Regions from separate parts of the Homo sapiens genome. Here region 2 is linked to region 1. A link is an interaction called in ENCODE POLR2A ChIA-PET data of the cell type or tissue named here. Cell type or tissue: MCF 10A. All regions are shown on one strand. Links, peaks and the distances in the headings refer to the core of each region. The heading gives the core; the rest is flanking DNA.

The links. Peaks named below come from ENCODE experiments on the same cell type or tissue, not always from the same donor. Only the 100,000 strongest peaks of a DNase experiment are listed, where the experiment ranks them.
Region 2: POLR2A ChIA-PET joins it to region 1 with 5 read pairs; 7 of 35 experiments call an interaction of 5 or more read pairs at or near these places.

What each region holds. Positions count from the first base shown.
Region 1 is chr12:96,424,362-96,429,676 of GRCh38, reverse strand. It overlaps the pseudogene RN7SKP11. Among named protein-coding and RNA genes, the nearest start is that of CDK17, 27 kb to the right of the region's middle. RefSeq lists an enhancer at 4,029-4,128. In MCF 10A, for the core only: no CTCF peak of the experiment used is centred there; DNase peaks (open chromatin) are centred at 686, 996, 2,156, 3,496 and 1 weaker place.
Region 2 is chr12:96,227,205-96,232,579 of GRCh38, reverse strand. All of the region lies in intron 2 of ELK3 (ETS transcription factor ELK3), which reads right to left. It overlaps LOC124902991 (a long non-coding RNA gene), which reads left to right. Exons shown (of 2, transcript XR_007063414.1): 2 at 1-1,296. Among named protein-coding and RNA genes, the nearest start is that of ELK3, 36 kb to the right of the region's middle. In MCF 10A, for the core only: no CTCF peak of the experiment used is centred there; a DNase peak (open chromatin) is centred at 3,159.

The DNA.
Region 1 (5,315 bases), core at 1-5,000:
ACCTCATTACCAAAAGACCCACTTAATGAGTTTGCTTAAAGAATTCTTTCCCAGAGATTAGACGCTAAAGACCTGGAGTCATACTACCTAAGTGTGAACATCAATTCCACGTCTTGCTAGCTGTGTAAGCTTTGATAAGGCGCTTATTTTTTCTGAGGCTCATCTTCATCTGCCAAATGTCAAATAATTTTTAATTTTTATATAGACAGGGTCTCACTATGTTGACAAGGCTGGTCTTGAACTCCTGGACTCAAGCAATCCTGCTGCCTCAGCCTCTGAAAGTGCCGAGATTACAGGTGTGAGCCAAATAATAATTGAAGAATTGGTGTGAAGCTCAAATGATGTCATCTACACGAAGACCTCATAACAGTGCCTGGCACTCGTAAGCATTCAAGATAAAAATGCTGATTGGAAGTAAAGGAAACCAGATAAAGTAGCAGAAAAGAAACTTTCCACTCTGTGTGCTAGTAGCTTACAGAATGGAAAGCCCAGCACAATAACCAGGCTCAGAAAAGACAAGGACCAGGGTGGCCTTGGGAATCCAAATAGCAAGAAGTAATCTTTTTCAGTCTTTTTGTTTCTCTGCTTGAGATTCAAACTCCTGGGGACAAGCATCTGATTGGTCTGGCTTTGGCTGTGTGTTCACCTCTTATTTGGCTAACGAAGTACCTTGGTTCTTGGAGCACCGGGATCGTCTCCAATAGTGCTCCAAGGCAAACTGGAAATGCTGTCACAAGAAAAAGGAGTAAAGTGAAAAACAAACAACCTAACACCATTGGTTATTCTACATTTGTTATACTATATTTTTAGGACAAGATTATGTATTCTACATATCACATTGCATAACATCCTTTATTTATTTATTTATTTATTTATTTATTTATTTATTTATTTATTTGAGACCGAGTCTTGCTCTGTCGTCCAGGCTGGAGTGCAGTGGTGCAATCTTGGCTCACTGTGACCTCCACTTCCTGGGTTTAAGCGATTCTCCTGCCTCAGGCTGGGATTACAGGCGTGTGCCACCAGGCCCAGCTAATTTTTGTATTTTTGTGGAGACTATCCAAAACACTTCTGCTCTTTTACAATTTGAATAGTCAGTTGATTCTCAATCTGAAGCCAGTTTTTATACTTATGACTCCTGAAGTCATTTTTCCTTCTCCTAATGTCATCCCACTGCATTGATCAAGATCTCCTAATCTAGAAAGGAAAGAGAAGAGGCCCACAAAAGAATAAAGCCAAACACTTTGGTTCCAAAGGCCGCTGGCTAAAAATTACTCTTCGATTTCACTTTTTTGTTTTTTGTTTTTTTGAGGTAGGGTCTCTTTCTGTCAACCAGGCCTAGGCTCAAGCAGTTTGCCCACCTCAGCCTCCCAAGTATCTGGGACCACAGGTACACACCACCACACCTGACCTCAAGTGATCCTCCTGCCTCAACCTCCCAAAGTGTTGGGATTACAGGCATGAGCCACCATGCCTGTTTGGATCATTTGTATTTTCAAAACTCAGTCCAAAGGAAAACACATGTTCTTGTCTCAGTTTTTTTAAGACCGAGAAGCCTGTCAATGATAATTATGGAGGGATATAACAAGGCTGTTATAGCCCTTGAAGGATGGGAGAGGCAGAGTTAAGAGTGAGGCTGTTAACAAAAAAAAATGCCAGTATTAAAGAAAAACATTGGAGGAAAGCATATACAATTGAGGACACAATTATCAGCCTGTCTTATCTATCCTTCTGTCAATTTTGCAGATTCTAGCCCTAGAGAGTGAAGTAAAAAAGGGAAAGGAGAAATGGATAGGAAAGCATCTTAATGGTCTAACTGGGTCTTTTCTTTAATTTTCAGAAGAGAAACCCTTTTGACCTCAAGCATGGTCAAAAAGATTCCATGATGCATTTATAGGCAAAAGCCTTAGAGAAAGCATTAACTTCACTGTTTATCATTTCTTTCATTCCCACATTTTCAACCACCGATTTATGTCCATTTTTTCTTATAAACATGTTTTTTCTTCACATCCATTCCTATTGTCAGAGTCAGCCTGGAGACCAGTCATCTTGTGGCTGTACTGCCATCACAGCTGTCTCCCATGATCTTATTCTAACTGCATTCTTTTCTGTGAAATCACAGCACGAGTCAGCTTCCTCCAGCATCATTTTGGCCTCACGCCTTTCAAATCACACTTAAGCTCCTGATCCAGATGTGAGAGCATTCTGGCTGAGACATTTGCTGCCCCTTTGTTCGTCAGCACTGACTCGGCTGAGCTGACTGAGGAGGCAGATGTCCCCTTCCTTCCTCACTGCTCTCTCTGCGCACCCTGCCCCCCAACCCCCTGGAGCTGCACACATGGAGACACTGGCAAACAAACAGGAAGGGAAGCCATGATCTGGAGCAAAATTGTCTAGGGTAAGAGGGTAGCCGGGAATTGGGACTAAGAACTAGGAAACTCTAACGTTGAGGGGCCAAGTGGTGAGGGCTGAGCCTAAAAGGAGGCAGAAAAATAGATGCTAGGAGGATGGTAGGAGGAAAATCAGAAAAATGTGGTGTTGTGGAAGCCAAGGGAAAAGATGTCTCGAACAGTAAAGAGGCATAAGCAAAATGCGGCCTATACACACAATACAATATTATTTTTTCTCGTTTTCTTTTGCTTTTGAGACAGAGTTTTGCTCTTGTCACCCAGGCTGGAGTGCAGTGGCGCAATCTCAGTTCACTGTAACCTCCACCTCCCAGGTTCAAGTGATTCTCCTGCCTCAGCCTCCCGAGTAGCTGGGATTACAGGCCCCATGCCCGGCTAATTTTTGTATTTATAGTAGAGATGGGGTTTCGCCATGTTAGCCAGGCTGGTCTGGAACTACTGACCTCAGGTGATACACCTGCCTCGGCCTCCCAAAGTGCTGGGATTACAGGCATGAGCCACCACGCCTGGCCACAATACAATATTATTTAGCCTTAAAAAGGAAGGAAATTCTAACACATGCTACAATATGAGATGAGCTTGAAGACATTATGCTAAGTGAAATAAGTCAGTCACAAAAGTGACAAATACTGTATGGTTCCACTTATATAAAGTACCTAGAGTAGGCAAGGTGTGGTGTCTCATGTCTGTAATCCTCTCACTTTGGGAGGCTGAGGTGGATGCATCACCTGAGGTCAGGAGTTCGAGACCAGCCTGGCCAACATGGTGAAACCCCGTCCCTACTGAAAACACAAAAATTAGCCTGGCGTGGTGGCAGATGCCTATAATCCCAGCTACTTGGGACACTGAGGCAGGATAATCGGTTGAACCCAGGAGGCGGAAGTTGCAGTGAACCGAGATGGCTCCATTGTACTCCATCCTGGGCAATAAGAGCGAAACTCTGTCTCAAAAAAATAAATAAATAAAAAATAAAAAAAATAAAGTACCTAGAGTAGTCAAACCCATGGAGACAGAAAGTAAAGGGTGGTTGCCAGAGGCTGGGGGAAGATGGTAAACAGGAGTTATTGTGCAATGGGTATAGAGTTTCAGTCTTGCAAGCTAAAAAGAGCTCTGTGAGCCTGGCACTGTGGTTCCCTAATCCCAGCACTTTGGGAGGGTAAGGTGAGAGAATTGCTTGAGCTCAGGAGTTCGAGATCAACCTGGGCAATAGAGCAAGACCTCACCTCTACTAAATCCCACCCTCCCCATAAAAAAATCCCCAAAACTGGCCAGGCGTGGGGGCATGAACCTGTAGTCCCAGCTACTTGAGAGGCTGCAGCAGGAGGATCGTTTGATCCCAGGAGATCAAGGCTGCAGTGAATTATGATCATGCCACTGCACTCCAACCTGGGGGGCAAAGCAACAGCCTTTCTCAAAAAAGAAAAAAAGGAAAAGAGAAACAAAAGGAGTTTTATGAATGGTGGTGATGATCACACAGCAATGTGAATGCACTTAATGTCATTAAACTGTACTCTTAAAGGTAGTTTTACCACAATTTTTAGAAAAAGTAAAGAGAGGTCAGCAGATTCAGATGCAGCTGAAAGGTCGGGGATAGGGAGGACTGAAAATATCCCTTGTGTTTAGCGTCATAGAGATTGCTGGTGACAAGTGTGAGCAGGATCCTGCCTACATTCTGGGTGACTTCAATCAATATTCACATGCAAATATTTATGCATATTTTCTGGCTCATAACTGACTTTCAGTAAAAGTGAGTCATGACAGATTCAGGCTGTCTGTGGTCCATGGCTAACCTCTTCCTCCTGTCCCTGCCTTCACTTGATGCATTTCATTCTCCCTGGCGTACTCCTGGCTCCTATGCACATTTCAACATTTTCTCCATAAATCTTAACAGGCCTTAAATGTCCTGTTTTCCCTAGTAGGGTGCTGATTCCTCTTTTCTGCCAACCCACCTCTCTCCGTTGCTTCCAAACAGGCACTAAATACTTCCCCCCTCCAAGGCCTTTTCCTAGATTAATTCCATTTGGCTTCAAAAATTCTTACCATTATCTTCATCTCTTTTATCCTAATAATTTTTTTCTCATAAAGATCTTTTTTTTCTTTTGAGATGGAGTCTCACTCTGTCACCCAGGCTGGAATGCAGTGACACGATCCCGGCTCATCGCAACCTCCACCTCCCGTGTTCCAGAGATTCTCCTGTCTTAGCCTCCCGAGTAGCTGGGATTACAGGCACCCGCCACCATGCCCAACTAATTATTTTTTGTATTTTTAGTAGAGACAAGTTTTCACCATGTTGGCCAGGCTGGTCTGGAACTCCTGACCTCAGGTGATCCACTCGCCTCAGCCTCCCAAAGTACTGGGATTACAGGCATGAGCCACCACGCCCAGCCATAAAGATCTTAAAATAGTATTTATCACTCATTCAATAATTACTTAAGGAATTTAACATTCCATAAACATGAATAAAGCCACTACTACATACCAGGTATTGTGACAGTTACTAGAGATACACTTCTTGCCCTCAAACAGCTTATAGTCCAGTAGGGAAAAATGTATCTTCTGTACCTTGTACACAGACATTTTTGTCTTGAGGTTAAATTTAAAAATACAAATGGCAAAGAAAAAATCTCTCTCTAGAGAAAGATTTACAACTATTTCGGGAGACAATATAGCATTACAGTTTCAGTAGGAACTCCTTTTCCTTGCTGATAAATTTAGTATAAACTGGCCAGGCATGGTGGCTCATGCCTGTAATCCCAAAACTTTGGGAGGCTGAGACAGACAGATCACCTAAGGTCAGGAGTTCAAGACCAGCCTGGCCAACATGGCAAATCCTGTCTCTACTAAAAATACAAGAATTAGCCGGGCGTGATGGCAGGCGCCTGTAATCCCAGCTACTAGGGAGGCTGA
Region 2 (5,375 bases), core at 195-5,194, 200 kb after region 1:
TTTTTTTTTGAGATGGAGCCTTGCTCAGTTGCCCAGGCTGCAGTGCAGTGATGTGATCTCGGCCCACTGCAATCTCCACCTCCCAGGTTCAAGCAATTCTCCTGCCTCAGCCTCCCGAGTAGCTGGGATTTATAGGCGCACACCACCATGCCCAGCTAATTTTTGTATTTTTAGTAGAGACGGGGTTTTCACCATGTTGGCCGGAATGGTCTCGATCTCCTGACCTCAGGATCCACCCGCCTCGGCCTCCCAAAGTGCTGGGATTGCAGGCGTGAGCCACCGCACCCAGCCAGCTTTTAACTTTTCATTGGCTCTCACCACAGAGTTCCAACCCTTTAGCATGATATACTCCACACTCCATTCCCCACTCACTTTTCCAACCACATCTTGCCCTCACTCCCAAGATACTCTGTGCTTGAAAGGTCAAACTCATCCACACGTCCCTGCCTTTACTCACACTGTTCCCTTCTTGGTATATCCCTTCTAACTTTTTTCAGCCGGGTAAACTCATTCTCATTCCTTAAGATCCAGATCAAGTGTCTTGACCTCCGGAGGCCTTCCCTCTGCCTCTACATCCCTCCCTGCTCTCCCAGAAGACCCCAGCATTGGCCATGCCAGCACTTTACACGGGGTTCTCTACTAAAATTGGTTTCATGTCTGTCTCCCCAACCAGCTGCTGAGCCCCTCAGGAGGAAGGAGGTATGTTTCCAAAGGGATGGCTGGATGGCTGAGGAAAAGGCAGAGGTGAAAGAAGAGGCCGTGTCAACTGGAGGTGGATGTATAATTAAAAACCCTAGGCCAGGTGCTGTGGCTCATGCCTGCAATCCCAGCGCTTTGGGAGGCCGAGGCGAGCAGATCACCTGAGGTCAGGAGTTCGAGACTAGTCTGGTGAAATCCCATCTCTACTAAAAATACAAAACCTAGCTGGGAATGGTGGGACGCACCTGTAATCCCAGCTACTCGGGAGGCTGAGGCAGGAGAATCACTTGAACCTGGGAGGCAGAGGTTGCAGTGAGCTGAGATCGCGCCACTGCACTCCAGTCTGGCCAACAGGAGTGAAACTGTGTCTCCAAAAAAAAGCCTTATTCAAGAAGTGGTGAATGCTGTGAATCCCAGCAGGAATTCCTGCCCCTCAGGCTTGACCCATAAGGTGCCTGGCAGTTGTCAGGGCCAGTGACAGAAATGCTCTGGGCATGGGCCCCGCTCTTCTCTACTCTAAGATGAAGGGTCCATCTGTCTGATGTTAAGGAGTGAAAGACTTGTTAGCTTGTTAATAAATAAAATCTCTGAAAAAGATCCTTACTGTTACATCAGGTTATAAAACTACCTTCTGGAAGACTCAGTTTAAACCTAAGGAAAAAAAAACTTATCCAAAAATTCACACCATCAGAACTACAGTAACAAACCTATCTCCTAGGGCTTAAAACAAGACCAAGGGAAAAAGCTGTTTGACAGAGAGGAAGTGTAAAATGCCCAGGCCTCAGTTAAATGTCCTGTTTAGGCCTCTACGGACTCTGGTTTCTGCCCCTCACGGGCTCAGCCACAGGCACCTCCCATGACCTGTGTGTTTCTCAAATCAACAGGGGCCTTTCATCCATACCCGGGTTGCAAAACATGCCGCTCCCTGGATGGGGCATCACTCCTTTCTTGGAATTATAATTGGGTTTGCCCCGCAGCCTCTACAAAAGCTTAACTGGGGAAAGCAGTTCCCTGGTGGAGCTCGGATGCGGAACCCTGGCCCTCCAGACTTTCCCCACACCTGCGTCACGTGCACTCCGCACAACTGTAGATGCAGGAAGGAGCCTCTGAGCACAGTGATCAGAGCCTCCGATCCCAGCACTGCCAATCCGGGATTGGCGCCCCCAGGGTCGCCTTTTCTTCCCATTTAAGTCATCTATTAAAATCATGTGCACTTCGAGACCAGGGAGCTGCTCAATTCCCAGCAACTCTGAATCCCTCCAAGGCAGGACTCCTCTTGGGTGGACCTGTCTCCACCCTGGGGACTTGGCTCAGCGATGTGTCTTTGATTCTAGTGTCACACCTGTCACGGAGTCTAGTGTTTATACCTGCTGCAGAATCTAGGTGCTGTGCCTGTCATGGGGAGCAGTTTCCTTTTAGGATTTGCTGAATCGAACCATCACTTATAGAGGGAAACCAACACTCTCCTTTTAAGTATAATTTTAAAAATCTAAACAAAAAGCCCAGCAGTGTCTGAAATACAGTCATGCATCACTTAACGATGAGGCTACGTTCTGAGAAATGTGTCGCTGGGGAATTTCGTTGTTGTGCGAGCATCATAGCATGTACTTGCACAAACCTGGAGGGTCTAGCCTATCACACACCAAGGCTATGCTATATGCTCTCAGGCTACAAACCTGTACAGCACGTTACTGTACTGAATACTGTATGTAGGCAACTGCAATATAATAGTAAGTATGTATGTATCTCAACGTATCTAAACGTACAAAAGGTACAGTAAAAATATGGAATTATAGTCTTATGGGACCGCTGTTATATACGTGGCCCACTGTGGACCAGAACATTATGTGGTACATGACTGTATATGGAGGTGTTACAGAGTGAATTTTGTCCTTCCCCAAACTATGCTGATGTCCTAATCCCCAATACCTGTGACTAGGACCTTATTTAGAAAGGGGTCTTTACAGACGTAACCAAGTTAAGATGAGGTCATAATGCATTAAGGTGGGCCCTAATCCAATGACCGGTATCCTCATAAGAAGAGGAAAATCGGCCAGGCACGGTGGCTCACACCTGTAATCCCAGCACTTTGGGAGGATGAGGCAGGCAGATCACAAGGTCAGGAGTTCAAAACCAGCCTGGCCAACATATTGAAACCCCATCTCTACTAAAAACACAAAAATTCGCCAGGTGTGGTGGCACATGCCTGTAGTCCCAGCTACTCAGGAGGCTGAGGCAGGAGACTCCCTTGAATCTGGGAGGCAGAGTTTGCAGTGAGCTGAGACCATGCCATTGCACTCCAGCCTGGGCGACAGAGCAAGACTCTGTCTCAAAAAAAAAAAAAAAAAAAAAAAAAAGGAAAATCTGGACACACAGAATGGGGAGAACGTCATGTGATGATGGGGGCAGCGATCCGAGTGAGGCTGCTGCAAGCCAAGGCACGCCAGGGACTGCTGGCAAGCCCGGGGCTGGGGAGAGGCCAAGAAAGAGTCCACCTGAGTCAGAGGGAGCACAGCTCTGCTGACACCCTGGCTCTGGACATCTGGCCTCCAGAACTGTGAGACAACACATTTCTGTTGTTTTAAGCCACCTACAGTTTGTGGTCATCTGACCTGGCAGCCCTAGGAAACTACGGGACAATAAACAAAAAGCAGTGACTACTTTTATTTTTTAGTTTATCACTCATTAATATCAACTTTCATGACATAAATGGTGTGCACTTGAGTAGTGGACACATCAGTGTTTTATCCATTTGTTCACTCGTCTAGCATTTACTAAGCAACTAATACATGCCAGACCCTGTCCGAGGTACCAGAGCGACAAAAGTGGTGCATCCAGAAGGCCACGATGAAGTCAGCTATATACAGACAGCTACGACATAATACAGTCAGTTTTATAAATACACATAACTGGAATGAGGAGCCTTCACTGAGTAGGTGCCTGACACTGTGCTAAGCACCTTATCCGCGTCATCTTATCTTCTCTTTCCATCCTCACACAGTCCGACAAGGAAGGGTGCTGTTCCCATCACCACTTTCCAATGGGTGAACTGAGACGCTGAGGTTGAGGGACAGCTGGACTCTTAACCTCGAGGGCTCTGGATACAAAGCTCCCACCAGTCACTAAGACAGTCCAGAAGGTGGAGACTGGCTCCAACTGCAGGTGCTCAGAGAAGTGCCAGAGCTTTGATTCAGAGCGGTGAGGGAGAGTCATTTAAATAAGAAAGCATCTTCACAGCTGAATTTTCAGAACAGATTAAATATATGAAAATAAGCAACTGAGGAAAGAAACTGTTGTCATCTGTCTTCAGTCATTAAAAAGCACGACAAAGTGCTCCTGATAGGTCCTAAGTGAAAAGGGCCATAATACTCAGATCCGGCGTTTCCCTATCTCCATGTGCCTGAGCAGCAACGTAGCAACAAAGGTTTTGATCTTCTTTTTTTTTTTTTTTTTTTTTTTTTTTTGACACAGAGTCTCACTCTGTCGCCAGGCTGGAGTGCAGTGGCGCAATCTCGGCTCACTGCAACCTCTGCCTCCCGGGTTCAAGCGATTCTCCTGCCTCAGCCTCTGGAGTAACTGGGACCACAGGTGTGCACCACCACGCCCAGCTAATTTTTGTATTTTTAGTAGAGACGGGGTTTCACCATGTTGGCCAGGCTGGTCTTGATCTCTTGACCTCATGATCCACCCACCTTGGCCTCCCAAAGTGCTGGGATTACAGGCGTGAGCCACCATGCTCGGCCTCTTCTTCTTTTTTTTAATAAATTGTGCTAAATTTTTTAAAAAGAGACAGGGGTCTCACTACGTTGCCCAGGCTGGACTTGAACTCCTGTGCTCAAGTGATCCTCCCAGTTTCTAATTTTCTTCTTTGCACTGTCTGCAATGTTCAAATTAGTGATAGAGAAACTGTCATCTGTATTATTATTCTGACTCATGCTTCATTGTGCCTACCCTGTTTGGGGCCCTGTTCTCAGCCCTGCACACGTGTGAACACAATGAATCCCACCACAGCCCCACAGTGTAGACTCTACTATTATACCCACTTTACAGAAAAGGAAGCTGAGACTCAGAGAGATTAGGCAACACGGCCACAGTCATGGAGCTGGATTCAAACCCAGACGATCTAGGCTGGAGCTCACTCTGTAACTACCTCGTTATTATAATCTGAGAGGGGAGGAAAAGAACACTCTGAGGAGGAGCAATGATCAAAGTGCCTCAGCCCCAACCTGACCGCATGGGCACAGAGATGACCCTCCTCCGGGGCCTTTCTGACCGCATGGGCACAGGGACGACCCTCCTCCGGGGCCTTCCTGACAGCATGGGCACAGGGACGACCCTCCTCCGGGGGGCCTTCTGCAAGTTTGCACACATTTTCCACTTTTTTCTCTGCTAAAAATATAACATATAACATATAAAAATAATGATATTCTCATGCTTGTCTACTCAAGTGGGAAAAATTCCCTATTAGGACAAACCCAGGGATGTGCAGTTGAAGCCAAGAGGGAAGAAATGACAGCTAGCAAAGGACAGAAGAGATGATGGGAAAAAGGACGCAGCTGCCGAGTTCAGCAGCTACCTGATTTCTGCACTGAAAGGCTCTGGATGAATGTTAGTGAGGAAGAGGAGGAGGACACCGAGAAGGAAGAGAACACTAAAAGGCAAACGGTCAGGCCGAG